Regions from separate parts of the Homo sapiens genome. Here region 2 is linked to region 1. A link is a loop called in an ENCODE intact Hi-C map of the cell type or tissue named here. Cell type or tissue: heart right ventricle. All regions are shown on one strand. Region 1 overlaps TBC1D5 (TBC1 domain family member 5). Region 2 overlaps TBC1D5 (TBC1 domain family member 5).

Region 1 (8,000 bases):
TTCGTGATCCAAATCTTGGGTCTAGTTCTTTCCAGCATTGACCATTTTGGGGTAACCAATAGAAATGACCCTGTCATCACTAAAGATTTGCCTTTCTAACTTTCAGGTATGTGTGTGAAAAAAGGAATGTGGGTGGAGGCAGGGGAAGGGAGTGATAGAAACAGAAACCACAGGGAGAGTCAATGAGATAGACACGGGAAAGAAAAAGAAAAGATTATATCCATATCTAATAGTCTTATTGGTAGCACCATTTATTTAGAATAATTATATGCCATGTTACCTCTCTTATGGAATTAAGTTGACTTATTTAACCACATGTATTATTTAACTTTTAATGTTTGTTTGCTTTCCCCAGTTATATATGAGTATGCATCACTTGTATATTTATAGCCCTTGAAACGTTATAGTTGTTACTTTAAAAATTGAATGTGTATTATGAGTGAATTGTTGCCATCCTTAACATTTTAAGCTTCCCTGTCCAATATGGGAACTACTGGCAATATGAAGCTATTTAAATTTGGATTTCAATTAATTAAAATACAATATGTAGTTCTTCAGCTGCAACTAGCCATGTTTTAACTGCTTAGTAACTATGTATGGTCAGTGCTTACCATATTGGGGAGTCAGATGTAGAACATTTCTGTCATCTCGGAAAGTTTACTTGCTTAGTGCTCATCTAGAGGTTGTAAAGTGAACGATGGATTCAGTTAAAATATAATTGATTTTAATATTTCTTAGAGAAAGTATTTAAGCACACATGTATTTCTGTTTGGTAATACCCTGTTAGTCAACACACTATTGGAAAACATGCTTTAAGTCATAGGATTGACTTTTAATTAGGACATCAGGTTTCGCTAAATAAATGTCTATTTATAAATAACTGGAAAGTAATTTATTCTCTATTCTACCAGCCTTTCCTTTACAGTATTGGCTTATATTTGCAGACTGTGAGGCAAATTCTTTATCATGTTATAGAATGTTAGATATCAAGCCCTTGCCAGTTATTGCAAATATCAAAGTAAATGAGGTGAGGTGAGGGTGGGAAGAAGGTAGGAAAGGTCTGCAGGGAGAGGATTTTTTCCTTATTAATTATAGAGGAAGCATGAGTAAACCATGGAATATAAAATATACTTACTCCAGACAACTTCACAGAGATTGCTGGTATAGGATCCTTTTCTCACTTCATTTCTAAATGCCAGTCCTTTATTATTAATCTAATTATGTTTATCATATATTTAAATTATTAATACAATTAAAAGTGAAAAGCTTGTTATAAAATCAAAAAGTTTGTGATACTGCTTTTCTTGGTTTCCTTTTTTAAAGTATGATTATTGAGTTTACCTACTTTAATATGACCCTGGATTTGGAAGCTCTTACACACTGTATTTTTAAGAAAATAATGCCTGTGTTTTTTTGTTTGTTTGTTTTTGTTTTGTTTTTTCCTTTAAAGAAGAGAGTATTCCAGCCCTTTGGGAGGCTGAGGCAGGCAGATCATGAGGTCAGGAGATCGAGACCATCCTGGCTAACACAGTGAAACCCCGTCTCTACTAAAAAAGTACAAAAAATTTCGCCGGGCGTGGTGGTGGGTGCCTGTAGTCCCAGCTACCTGGGGAGGCTGAGGCAGGAGAATGGTTTGAACCCCAGAGGCGGAGCTTGCAGTGAGCAGAGATAGCGCCACTGCACTCCAGCCAGGGCGATAGAGTGAGACTCTGTCTCAAAAAATATATAAATAAATAATAAAAAGGAGAGTATTATATTTGACAGTCCCTAACTAACTGTTTTAACTCAGTTCTTTGTGTTCCTGTGAAAACTAAGGTGAAGGCTCAAGGTTTCTCAATTTAAAGTTCAGTTCAAACCTGAATCAAAACATGACCGTAATTTTAACAAACCTCTAGGCAATGAACTATTCTTTACCTGTATTTCAGTGGAGCCTTATCATATGATAACATGTTTCACCTAGACATATGAAAAAATACATTTTAAGCTTGTGTGTAATTGTGCATTCTGTTTTTTTATATATATTTATGTATAAGAGATATGCCCTGATGTTTCATTATGGAGGAGAAAAAAGCTTTAAATAAAAGTAAGTTTTAGAAAATTCGTGGTACAGGAAGCAAAAAAGCCAGTACAGTTTGTAATTGCCTTTTAGAGACTCGTGAGTTCCCTCATTACCTGTGATTTAAGCTAAAAATGAGGTAATTATAGATAACATCAGTGTTTATCTGGTTGATCTTGGCACCTGCAGTCCTAATGTTGTAGCTTACCCATATCTGGTGCCACACTTTACAGTCTTATGCTGACATACCTAATTTACACTTTTCATATTTCCATTGATTTTAAGTTAGATGTTACTTGTTCTATTTGAATAGTATTTTCAAAATCATACCTTTAAAATGGCCTAAAAGTATATACTCTTAAATGTAATACTGGAATTATGGTACAGTGCTTGGCATTGATTGAAATCTTTCACTAATGTATTTTGATATAGATTAGAAACAGATTCAAAAATTTACTGGCTCCTTTTTGATAAAATAAATGGATCATACTAAATATGGCAATTTTTAAAAATATTGGCATGTACTTTAGGATTATGAAATTGTATAAATCTTTTTGAATCAAGTTCAGCTTTCTTACCTTTTACTACCTCAGCTTCAGATATTCTACCCATCTAACCCTGATCTAATCCTACTTAAATCCTGCTTCATCCTGCTGTAGCCACTTTGTTCTATTATCTTACTACTTAGAATTGCAATGAAATGATCTGGTTGACTGGCTGACCTTGTAAACTCCATGATCATCTCTGAGAGCTGTCTGCTGCACTTCCCTATCACTATACCTCCCAGAGAGCTAAAAGCAACTTTCTACCTTATCTCTTTTTTCTTCCACTGTCTGTGACTTTTGGCTTTCCCCAAGGTGAGAATCCCTTCTCTTAACCACTCAGCAATTTCATTGTCAGTAGAAGCCTAAGTAGCTCCTCTTAACCAATGATTAGAGATCTTCAGTCTTAAACTGTATGTAGGCCCTGAACTCTTTGCTATTATTGTAGTCATTTGGATTTCTTAAGTTAGCCCACAAACACATTGTTTCCTTTCCATGTTAAGCTTAAAAATGGGATAGAAACCATCATATAAACCTATACAGTGTAAAATTAGTGTTTTCCATAGTGTATCACCATTTGGGACAATGATTCAGAAGCCTTCTAGTCATAAATTAGCACATAATTTAGTAATTTATTAGTCATCATGTAGGTTATAAAGGTATTTCAACTATTAAATTTAGAAGATATTAACAAATTTAGAAGGTACTAGTTTCACACCAATGTTATGAGCATATCTTGGGAAACTACTATTTAATTATATGTTAAAATATATAATTACAAATAGATAATCTCATTATAATCATCAGCTGTATTTATCCACTACATATTCTGATTGCTTTCCATGTCAAAATAGCCATTGCAGGAAGCTTAACTACCCAAATAGGTCTTAGAGGGAAGGTATCAATTCCTGCTGCAGAAGTTGACTTTATTTTTTGAGAAATAATTGCATCAATCATGGCCTACATATTTAATAAGTTACAGTGTTGTTTCCTGAGGAGCACACCAGTAAGCTCAGAGTCCTTCTCAGCATGGTGCTTCCAAGGCAGCCAGTACTGATCTATTAACATTGGCCTGAGAAATGAAACCTACTCATCTTCACCTTTCCCTGCTTAGATGCTGATTGTTTTCAGGGACCAAGTATCTGCAAGATAGAGTAATTGCCACTAGGTGGCACTAATGCTTTGTTAAGGAAATCTTCAAGGTCCAGGTGGCTAATCCATTCCATTTAAGGTTTTGCACACCTAAACACCCAGGTTCTTAACTACTCACAGGGACTGTTGTTAACTTATCTTCTCAGTCCAACTAGTAAAAAGTTATCTGCATGTCCATGGGCTTGATATTCAAAAACTAAAAATCTGAGGAAGAAAACAAGGGTATATTTCTATATTGCCTTGTTGCCAGAGGTCATTTTTGCTCTTGGTGTCTGGAGAATCATGTTTCCCTTTAGTGGTTACTTCCATGTTATTCCAGAAAGATGTCTTTCCTATTTCTCATTTCTTTATTCTCTTGACAAGTTATTCAATTTTTCTGAACCTTACTTTCCTCATTCATAAAGAGGGGTTAAAAATATATACCCTAAGTGATTTACCTAAAATATTATATCATAAGTGGGTCTTTTAAAAGCATTTCGATGGCATTATTGTCAGATTTTTGCTTTTCAGGCACATTGTAAGTATATTTTTTTATGTAAGAATAAGTTTAGCAACTACTTTTTTTTAAATTAAACTGAAATATTTCACCACTGACACCTCAATATTTTCTATTGTTAATCATGTCTTCCTCCAACTTCAGGAGCAGGCCTACCATTCATATTTGTGATTGTAAAAAAACCTTCATTTTGATCCTTCTCCCCTAGAAGGGCTAAACCTTTCAGCAGTTTACCCTCTGGAATCTGTTTAATGTTTGATTCTCAGTTCTTTGCAGTAGTATTTCAGTGGCTATGGTGCTACTGTTATTTTATATCCTAAGTTTTAATTTTGAAGTATCAAACCATTTCTTTCCCCTCTGTACTACCAGAGGGCTTTGCAGTAATCATTTCTACTCAATTCTTTGCAGTAGTATTTCAGTGGCTATGGTGCTACTGTTATTTTATATCCTAAGTTTTAATTTTGAAGTATCAAACCATTTCTTTCCCCTCTGTACTACCAGAGTGCTTTGCAGTAATCATTTTATTATTGGTTTACACATCCATCTGTCCACTCTTTAACTTTGTATGTTTTAAAAAATATGCCTGTGAGTGCTAAGCACATAGTAGGCGCTTAATAAATGTTTATATTTACTCTGTGTTACAGTTTATTGATGAAACACTATTCAATAGAAATGAAAGACAATTAATATATTATTATGTGGCCTTTATGCTCCTCTGTTGTTAGAGCCGTTCATCAGTTTGAGATGTTATGCCTTAATTAGAACTGTAAGTACCCATGAATAAATTTAAATGATTGTAAATTTCAGAGATAATGTTTCCAATTCACATGCCTCAGTCTTCTTTTCCCTATACCAACACCGTAATCAAGGTACAGGGTCTTATTTAAGCTAACAAATAATTATCCTTCATTACATAAGTAGTATGTAACTTGACCTTAAAAGCCTGCTTAACTTGACAAGATGGCAATGAATCTAGCCACCAGCTGTGCCTGTACTTTTACAATTTCTTAGTACTTGTGAATAGGAGCTGATTTTGGAAAAGACTGGAGGAGTCATTGCTTCATACTTCCCTCTCTTATCTGGAATACTTTGTGTTTTCAGTCCACAGAACTGCATGGTGTCTCACAAATTGTGATTCCTTTTGGGTTCAAAACATTGCACATTTGAGATCTGTGCTTGTTGTTCACAGACTACAAGCTATTTAAATATATGTATGGTTTTTGAGATGTGTATACATACCCCACAGATATTGCGGATTCAGTTCCAAACAACTGCAGTAAAGCAACTATTGGAATAAAGTGAGTCACGTGATATTTTTTGTTTTCTAGTACATTTAAAAGTTATGATTACACTATACTGTCATCTATTAAGTATGCAATAGCATATATCTAAAAAATATATAAACCTTAATTAAAAATACCTTATTGCAAAAAAAAAAAATGCCAAGGATCATCTGAGCCTTCAGCAGTTCTTAATCTTTTTGCTGGTAGAGGGTCTTGCCTTGTTGTTGTGGCTTCCCACTAGTTAGGGTGGTGGTTGCTGAAGGTTGGGGGTAACTGTGGCAATTCCTTTAAAAAACACAACAGTGAAGTATGCCACATAGATTGACTCTTCTTTTCAATAAAGATTTCTCTGTAGCATGAGATTCTGTTTGGCAGCATCTTACCCAGAGTAGAACTTGTTTCAAAATTGGACTCAGTCTTCTCAAACCCTGCAGCTGCTTTCTCACTTAGTTTATTAAATATTCTAAATTCTTTGATATCATTTTAACAATATTCACAGCACCTTCACCAGCAGTAGATTCCATCTCAAGAAACTACTTTCTTTGTTGATTCATAAGAAGCAACTTCTAATTTAAGTTTTATATATATGAGATTATAGCAGTTAAGTCACATCTTCAGGTTCCACTTCTACTTCTAGTTTTCTTGTTATTTTTCCCCATCTAGTTACTTCTTCCACTGAAGTCTTGAAACCCCTCCAAGTCATCCATGAGGATTGGAATCACCTTTTAAAAACTCTTGTTCATGTTGCTATTCTGACTTTCCACCACGAATCTCTAATGTTCTTAACGACATCTAGAATGGTGAATCCTTACCAGAAGATTTTGAATTCACTTTGCCCAGATCTGTCAGAGAAATCACTATCATATGGCAGCTGTAGCCTATGAAATGTATTTCTTAAATAATAAAACTTGAAATTAGAAATGACTCCCCACTTCATGGGCCGCAGAATGGATGTTGTGTTAGCAGACATGGACACAACATTAATCTCTTTGTACATATCCATCAGAGCTCTTGGGTGATGAGGTGTATTGTCAGTGAACAATAATATTTTGAAAGGAATCTTTTTTCCTGAGCAATAGTTTCCAAAAATGGGCTTAAAATATTCTGTAAACCATGTTGCAAACAGATATGCTATCATCCAGGCTTTGTTATTCCATTTATACGGCACAAGGAGAGTAGATTTGGCATAATTCTTAAGGTCTCTAGGACTTTCAGAATGGTTAAAGATTGGCTTCAGTTTAGTCACCAGCTGCATTATCCTGTAACAAGAGAACAGCCTGTCCTTTGAAGCTCTGAAACCAGGCCTTGCCTTCTCGTCCCTAGCTATGAAAGTCCTAGATGGCATCCTCCTTCAATAGAAGGTTGTTATGTCTACATTGAATATCTATTGTTTATTGTAGCTACCTTCAGCAGTTATCTTGGCTTGATCTTCTGTGTAACTTACTGCAGCTTCTCAATCAGCACTTTCTGCTTCACTTTGCAATTTTATGTTATGGAGATGGCTTCTTTTCTTAAACTTCGTGAACCAACCTCTGCTACCTTCCAACTTTTCTTTGGCAGCTTCCTCACCTTTCTCAGCTTTCACAGAATTGAAGAGAGTTAGGGCTTTGCTCTGGATTAGGTTTTGGCTTAAGGGAATGTTGTGGCTGGTTTGATTTTCTATCCAGACCATTCAAACTTTCTCTGTATCAGCGGTAAGACTGTTTTGCTTTCTCATCATTCATGAGTTCACTGGAGTAGCACTTTTGAGTTCCTTCAAGAACTTTTTTTTTTCTGCATTCACCACTGGGCTACCTGTTTAGCGCAAGAGACCAAGCTTTTGGTCTAACTTGGCTTTAGATGTACCTTCCTCACTAAGCTTAATCATTTGTAGGTTTTGATTTAAATTAAGAGACCTATGACTCTTCTTTTCACTCGAACAGTACGAGGCCATTGTAGCATTATTAATTAGGGAGGTCCAAGGAGAGGGAGAGAGACAAGGGACTGTTTAGTGGTATGGCCAGAACACATACAACATTTATCAGTAAGTTCACTGTCTTATATGGTTGTGGTTCATTTTGCTTCATAACAGTTACAATAGTAACATCAGAGATCACTGATCACATATCCCCATAACAGATATAATGAAAGAGTTGGAAATATTGTGAAGATTATCAAAATATGTCACAAGAGTCATGAAGTGAGCACATGCTGATAGACTTGCTCAATGCAAGGTTGCCACAAACCTTCAGTTTATTAAAATGCAGTACCTGTGAAGTGCAGTAAAATGAAGTGACATAAAATGAGGTATGCCTCTACTCCTGTAATGTACTGATTGCTAATCTCATCTTTGAATATTGCTAAAAACTAGACAATAAATTTGAACATTATGAGATATCAGTATATATGCGTAACTACTTGGAAATAGGACATATTTAGAATATTTTAGGTAATAAAAATGGATTAAAATGGGGAAAAAAGCCCCACAAGAT
Region 2 (8,000 bases), 150 kb after region 1:
CAGTTAATGAACTGAAATCTTGTGAAAGACTTATTTCAGGCCCATCCTGGTTGGCCTAGGAAAGGCATGGTAAACTCAGGATGAACTGAATTTGAATTTGTGATTTCTGTACTTTTCTTTTTTCTTTCTTCATTTCTTTTTTTTCTTTCTCTTTTTTTTTTTTTTTTTTTTGGAGACAGGGTCTCATTCTGTCACCCAGGTTGGAGTGCAGTGACACAATCTTAGCTCACTGCAACTTCCTCCTCCCAGACTCAAGCTGTTCTACCTCAGCCTCAGCCTCCCAAGTAGCTGGGACTACAGGCATGTGCCACCATACTCGGCTGTCTTACCTTTTAAGAGATAGGATCTCGCAGTCACCGAGATTGGAATGCAGTGGCATGATCATAGTTCACTGCAGCCTCAAACTGCATTCAAGTGATCCTCCTGCCTCAGCAGCATGTACCACCATGCCCAGCTAATTTTTTTTATTTTTTGTTGAGACTGTGGTCTTGCTATTTTGCCCAGTCTGGTCTCAAACTCCTGGCCTCAAGCGATCCTCCTACCTCAGCCTCCCAAAGTTCTGGGATTACAGGCATGAACCACTGCACCCAGCCTACATCTTTATGTATAGTTATATAAACTTCCCAGGACATGGAACATAATTGGTATTCCTCTGCACACAGACTAATATCAGTTAAGATATGATTACCATTTTGCTATCTTTCTTCGAAAGGAAAATTCACCAAAACAAACGCATTTAAAAAAAAAATACATTGTCGGCCGGGTGTGGTGGCTCACGCCTGTAATCCCAGCACTTTGGGAGGCCGAGATGGGTGGATCATGAGGTCAGGAGATTGAGACCATCCTGGCTATCATGGTGAAACCTCATCTCTACTAAAAATACAAAAAATTAGCTGGGCGTAGTGGCGGGCGCTTGTAGTCCCAGCTACTCGGGAGGCTGAGGCAGGAGAGTGGCGTGAACCTGGGAGGTGGAGCTTGCAGTGAGCCGAGATCGCGCCACTGCACTCCAACCTGGGCGACAGAGCAAGACCCTGTCTCAAAAAAAAAAAAAAAAAAAAACATTGTTTTGGAAATGCTCATGATAGTTGAAGTCCCGACTGTGTCAAAATGAGTTTAAAATACAGTCATGTACTGCATAATGACATTTGGGTCAACAACAGACCACACATATGATAGTGGTCCCATAAGATTATAATACCATGTTTTTACTGTACCTTTTCTGTTTTAATATGTTTAAGTACACAAATACCACTGTGTTGTACCTGTCTACTGTATTCAATACAGTAACATGCTGTACAGGTTTGTAGCCTGGGGTCAATGAGCTGTATCATATAACCTAGGTGTGTAATAAGCTATACCATCTAGATTTTTGTAAAATATATTCTGTGATGCTCACACAATGATGAAATCACCTAATGACACATTTCTCAGGACGTATCCCCATCATTAAGCAACACATGACTGTAATTGCCAATTGTTCCAATACAGATGAAGACATAATGTTAAAGTGTTGACATAACATGTTCTGCCCAATGAGAAATCACAGTTTTCATGGGGTCTGATTTTTCTTACATATAGAGTTTTACATATATAGAATTCTAGTAGCTCTTATATTTTAGAGGAGATTCCAGAACTTTAAAGGTTAGAAATCATTATATTTTTATAAAGTTTTATTTGAAAAAAAAAAAAAAACTCCTTTAAGAAAAGCAAATATTAGCCAAGCGTGGTGTCTCACACATGTAATAACAGCACTTTGGAAGGCTGAGGTGGGTGGTTCACTTGATTCCAGGAGTTCAAGACCAGCCTGGGCAGCATGGCAAAACCCCATCTGTACAAAACAATAAAAGAATTATCTAGGCATGTTGGTGCATGCGTGTAGTCCCAACTACCAGGAGGCTGAGGTGGGAGGATCACTTGAGCCTGGGATGTCAAGGCTGCAATGAGGCAGAGGTGGGAGGATCACTTGAGCCTGGGATGTCAAGGGTTCAATGAGCCAAGATAGCAGTACTACACTCCAGCCTGGGCGACAGAATGAGACCCTGTCTCCCCCCCCACCCCACCCCACCCCCCAAAAAAGGAGCAAGTATCTCTTCTAAAATATTTCGATTGCATAAAGTGAGAATTCCGCTCATTTAATCTTGTCCCCCTAGGAAAACCATTGATATCATTTTGGTACGTCCCAGTTATCTATCCATTGACCTTTATGTGTACATTTATATATGTATTTTTAACAATGATTTGAACCTGTTACCTAGTTTCAATTTGGTTTTGTTTTGGTTGTTGTTTGTGTGAGATGGTATTCCAAAATTCCTTAACTTTTTAAAACCTTATTTAATAGAGATAAAATTAACTTAATTGAAAGAGAAGAATTATAGGTAAATTGGAAGAACTGTACTTACTGAATCTTAATGTATAAAAATATTGGTATCCTTTTTATTGTTCATGTCTAGATGTTGATTTTTATAGCCATGTAGTGGTGTACGGGTGTTTCAGATGTTTCATTTTATGCTGTCCAGTACAGTAGCCACTTGCCACATGTGGCTGTTTAGCACTTGAAGTGTGGCTAGTCCAAATTGAGATGTGCCATAAGTATAAAATACACACTGGATTTCAAAGACTTTGTACAAAAGGAACAATGTGAAGTATCTCATTAATAACTGTATATGTTGATTACATGTTAAAATCATAATATTTTAGATATACTGAATTAAATAAAATATCACATTTAGTTTCACTTGTTTCCTTTTTATTTTCTTTTTTAAATGTGGCTACTAGAAAATTTTAAATTATAGGTGAAATTTATATTTGTGACCCACTGTTGGACAGTGCTGGTCTAGATCCATCTATATGTCTGTATATTTATGTTTTAGAAACATCACTGTCTTCCCAACAGAAAAGAATAACTTTCAACCATAACCTCTGATTTTATTTTCTTCACATTTCAAATGCTGTTTTTCAACATCATCTTTTGATTCTTTTTTTTGTTTCCAGTACAGTGGTACTTTAAACTACCTCTCCCTTTGATACCAGTAAGTCTCTTAGGAATTTAAATAGGCCTCAGTGAAAGCAATACTTGAGCCTCATTTATATGTTCAAGTTAGATCATTATTCCTAATAATGGCTTTAAGTGCTTAGATAGATCAGCACTCTGTGTCTTGAATTGCTTGTCATTTCTTTATAAAGATGTTTCAAGTAATTGCTCCATGTGATCCCTTCTTTCATTATTTTATGGCAAAAAGTAACATAATCCTTTAGTAGTTTGTTGGAAGTCAGAGAAAAGGGGTCTTTTTTTATTAGCAGAAACAAAATGTATTTCCAGGTACTGAGAATAAAGGGCAAAATTAGTCATGAGCGATAGTCCTGCGAAAGTTAATTTTTAAAATACATCATGAATGCACTGTCAATCTGCCAGTGGCCTTAACCTCTATTTTATTTTCCCATTATACTTGGGTCCAGGTTGTCATCAGCTACCATGAGAAAACCTATGTAATTCCTAGAGAGAGAAAAGTTGCACTGTTAGACTTAATAGTATGGTCGTCATGGAAGCATCAGTTATCTTCATCAAGGCAATTCAGATTTGATTATTGTAGAACTGTGTTGAATACCAAACCAGTGGAGTAGTAGCTGGAGCTAAATCAAGGGATTGTCATTTTTGTCAGATGATTAGGGCTGGCTTGGAAGAGATATGAAAGGGTTGAGCTGTATAAATATTCTCCTTTCAGCAGAAAAAGAAAAGGTCCATCATGGCCATTAAATGCGGCTTGTTCGCTTGATGAATTTCAAACTGTTTAACCTTAGCAATTATATCCCCCCGCAACCCCCCCCGTGCCTGCATGCAAGTGTATCAGTGCCTTGGAATTATGTCTCCAAGGATTGATTTCTGCGCATATTGGTAATTTTCTATTAAGATAATATGCAGCTTTTCCGTGTCCAGATATGTATCTCAAAGGAAGTGCATGCCTTGGTTCAAAAACCTAATTATTAACTTGAATTATCTGCCCAGGTAAACATTAGAACACATTTATTTATAAGGTTTTAAAAACTTTTTATGGTAAATATATGTAATTTAACATTTTAGAGATTATGGTATTCATTTAAATTATGCTGTAAACATGATTGGTTTTTGTAAAGCAGAAGTATATTTGTTTAATTTTTACTCGCCTGTGAGGGATTTGAACATTTAAATAATAGATATGTTTAAATAATAGCAACACATATAAACAGACACCGTGGACCTAATGATTCAAGGACATTTCTGCAATGTTTATAAATAATGTTGCATTCTAGAAAGGGCAGTGTTTTTGCTACTTTTGTGAAAATGTGCATTGGTCAATTTGCTTTTGTATAGTAATGGTTATCCTGGTAATATTTCTACTACCTGGCATATTTTGACCATTTATTAAACTCATAAATAAGGATAGATGACATAGAAATTGCTAACTTTAAAAGAATTGCTGAATTCTGAAAATAACTCATTTTGGAACAAGAAAGTCTCAGTGTGCCATCTAGTGGACACATTTAGCATTCTGGTCATAAAAAACTAATGACTTTCTCTTCCCCCGAAATGCAGTTACCTTGACACCTTATGTCTCTCCATCCCTTGGCATAGTTTGTGGTTGTGTTACATCTCATATAGTTTTTAGATGTTATTATAATTTTATTCATCATATTTTAGGAAAGTTATATTTGAAAATTTTATTTTGAAGTCATCAGAAATCTAATGATGAATAAATATTAACTATGAGAGAGGAAAAAATAAATAATTTTTGTGTTTAATCAGAAGTAAGGAATAATTTAATAAAAGCAAAACCCAATCACACTAATTATTAAACTTTATATTATACATATTCTTTTCTGAAGGGATATTAAAATGATCATTGCTGTCCTCTTATATGTTAATGGATTAAATCATTTAACTAGCTTTTTAAAAATGTATTTTTTTTTAGAGAAATCCAAGACCAGTGACTTATCAATTCCATCCAAATTTAGATTATTACAAAGCACGAGGAGCAGACCTCATGAATAAAAGCCGGTAAGTCCCCTTTTTCTGATGATAGTTATAAATCACAAAGGTAGTCTCAGAGATCATCAGGAAATTTTACATATTGCTGAAAACAATTTTCCAGATTTTAGCATATGTACATAAGGAATCTTTGTTAAATAAATTACCCAAGTTATTTTAAAGGCATAAAAAATGCTATATATTGATGTCAATGGTAAGACGAAAAATAAATATAAGAGTACTTGTTACAATTTGAAGTTAGGCAACTTCATTTTTCTAACATGAATAAACTTGCATAAATTGTGCCTACTTGTATAATCTCTTTCTAGATTTTTGCTGTTGATTGAAAAGAGACAGTTTTATAATATATTTTTAAATTATTTCAGTAACAAAATTAAAAATGTGTTTCCCAACTGTCTTTAGAACTACACAATAAGCTTATAAATGCATCTTGTGTGTACATTTGTGATTGCATACATAGAAATTTTAAGGGTCACTGTAGGAATAAAAAACATTAAAATCCTACTTTTTAAAGAAGTTAACATTGGCAGAAAGGGTTGATGAATGGTTTTGTTCTTTCATAATATCATATTGAGATGTCTCAAGAGTTAACTTGTCAAACCAGAATCATTTCAAATTAGAATGTAATTTCAAAGTTTACTCTGGAAGACTAAAATGTTAGTAATGATAAATGCTGCCAAGTTGTCCGAATTTTCTTCCTCAAGCATTTTGCCTATGTGTTAGCTTTTCTTCAGTAGAATTCCAAGAGCCTAAATATACATTTATGGAATACATATACACAATGTGTTCTGCTGTTACTGGAGAGTTAAAAATAAGTTATAATTCCTGCTGCATAGGAACTCATAGTCTAAGGGATGAGAAGAAGTTTACAACAAAATGGCTAAATTTAAACTTGAAATTTGAACCTTGTCTTAGTGTAATGTTGTTATAAAACTCCCCATCTCTGATTGAAATCTGTTTGCTCCATATATTGATGTACCATGCAATTATGAGACCAGTTCTGTAGCTCATGAGACTTATCTGAAGCTCTTTTCTGTTTGTTCATTTCATCTGAGTCTTGTTACACAAATAAAAATTTATTTGCTATAGTCACTTGATCATTCAACAGAGTTTTAATGACTGCCAGATTGATTATTTTAAACACAGGAGATGCCCAGTAAAAACCCAGACCAAAATCCCTGCCTTCAGTAGTCTTACACCCTAGTCACTTATATTTCTTCCCATTATGTCAGATATTTAGTTTTGTTATGTTTAAAAGAACAAAGTATGTTAGTCTTTTTCTTTATACAAGACCTTTTTAGCTGGAATCCTTTGTCTTCCCCTCCCTCCCAACCCCCACAAGATTATTTTTTACACAACAGCCAACTAAATGTCAATTTATAACAGGTTATATCATACCTCCATGTAAACATCTCCAAAGGCTTCCTATTGCCACTGGCTATCCAGTCTTCTTCCTGAAGCCCTTTCCTATCTCTTTGACCTTATCTCCTTCCACTCTCTCCTTCTCTTCATTCTCATGCTACAGCCACATCAGCCTTCTCTGTTATTTGCCCTTGCTTAGGGCCTGTGCACCTAACTCCTCCCTCCTGCTAGAGCACTTCTGCCACCCCCATCTTCCCATGCCTCTTCATGATTTAAAGCTCAGCCTAAATGTCATCTCAGAGAGGCCACTCTTAACCTCCTGCCTGTCTTCACCTCCCCTATTCACTCTATCCCATCATCATGAACTGAAGTTATATAATTCATTTGTGTATTTATAATCTGTCTCCCCAACGTCTCCACTAAAATCTAAGCCCCTGAGGGCAGGCTTTTGTCTTATTCACCACTTCATGGCACCTAGGACAATGATGACTGGTATAGGGAAGGCACTCAACACATATTTGTTATATGAATTTTTTGAAATATTTTCAACACCTTTTTCTCCACCACAGGAAATGTATTGTACCCATTATTTTCTCCCCTTCATGATTTTCTTCTCTTTAGCCTTCTCTCCCTGCATTTTTCTTCCACAAAATGTTGGTTTTGTTATATATATATAACACATTGAGTTTATATATATATAACACAATGAGTTTATATATATATTATATATATAACACAATGAGTTTATATATATATTATATATATATAAACACATTGAGATTCTTGTGCAAAGTATCTTGAAGATTGGAAGGAACACTTTTTGTCGTCTTTTGCAATTGCAAAGCTTAACATTGAAATTCAACTAAATAAAATGTAGTAATTGAAGCAGAAGACGTCACAACTCAGTAAGCAAGGAAATAGTTAATAGACGGTGCTGGGAAAATTGGCAAATCTTTGAAAAAGTATCAACCACACACAAAAGTAAATTCCAAAGTGCACTGAAACAAGCAAACATAAAAATAAAAATGCAAGTGCCTATCTGACCAATAATCTGACCAATAGTTACTTGAAGACTTTTTAATCTTATTTCAAATTTTTTTTGTTGTTTTTATTTTTTGAGACCGAGTCTCGCTTTGTCGCCCAGGCTGGAGTGCAGTGGCGCAATCTCGGCTTACTGCAAGCTCCGCCTCCCGGGTTCCCGCCATTCTCCTGCCTCAGCCTCCCAAGTAGCTGGGACTACAGGCGCACGCTGCCACGCCTGGCTAATTTTTTGTATTTTTAGTAGACGGGGTTTCACCGTGTTAGCCAAGATGGTCTCAATCTCCTGACCTCGTGATCTGCCCACCTCAGCCTCCCGAAGTGCTGGGATTGCAGGCGTGAGCCACTGCGCCCGGCCTAAATCTTATTTTAAAATTTTTAATTGACAAATAATAATAGTGTGAAGATGTTTTAACCTTTAATGGAGAAAATCACAAAGGAACAACTAATGGATTTTACTATACAACACATATTTTAAAGTAGATATGTAAAAAATAAACTGAATCAAAAGACAAACCAAAAATTAGGAAAATATTTGTAGTGGATGTAACTGGCAAAATATAATATCATTAATGTA

Evidence for each region. Hi-C counts contacts between places; a loop is a spot of excess contacts. Peaks named below come from ENCODE experiments on the same cell type or tissue, not always from the same donor. Only the 100,000 strongest peaks of a DNase experiment are listed, where the experiment ranks them.
Region 2: it touches region 1 in a loop (8-fold over the local background); 91 of 110 quality-filtered maps call a loop at or near these places.

The regions. Positions count from the first base shown.
Region 1 is chr3:17,408,891-17,416,890 of GRCh38, reverse strand. All of the region lies in intron 4 of TBC1D5 (TBC1 domain family member 5), which reads left to right. Among named protein-coding and RNA genes, the nearest start is that of TBC1D5, 330 kb to the left of the region's middle. In heart right ventricle, a CTCF peak has its summit at 3,764 (motif pointing right); no DNase peak of the experiment used is centred here.
Region 2 is chr3:17,255,538-17,263,537 of GRCh38, reverse strand. TBC1D5 (TBC1 domain family member 5) reads left to right here. Exons shown (of 23, transcript NM_001349074.2): 16 at 4,947-5,032. Among named protein-coding and RNA genes, the nearest start is that of PLCL2-AS1, 200 kb to the right of the region's middle. In heart right ventricle, CTCF peaks have their summits at 4,309 and 4,509 (motif pointing left); no DNase peak of the experiment used is centred here.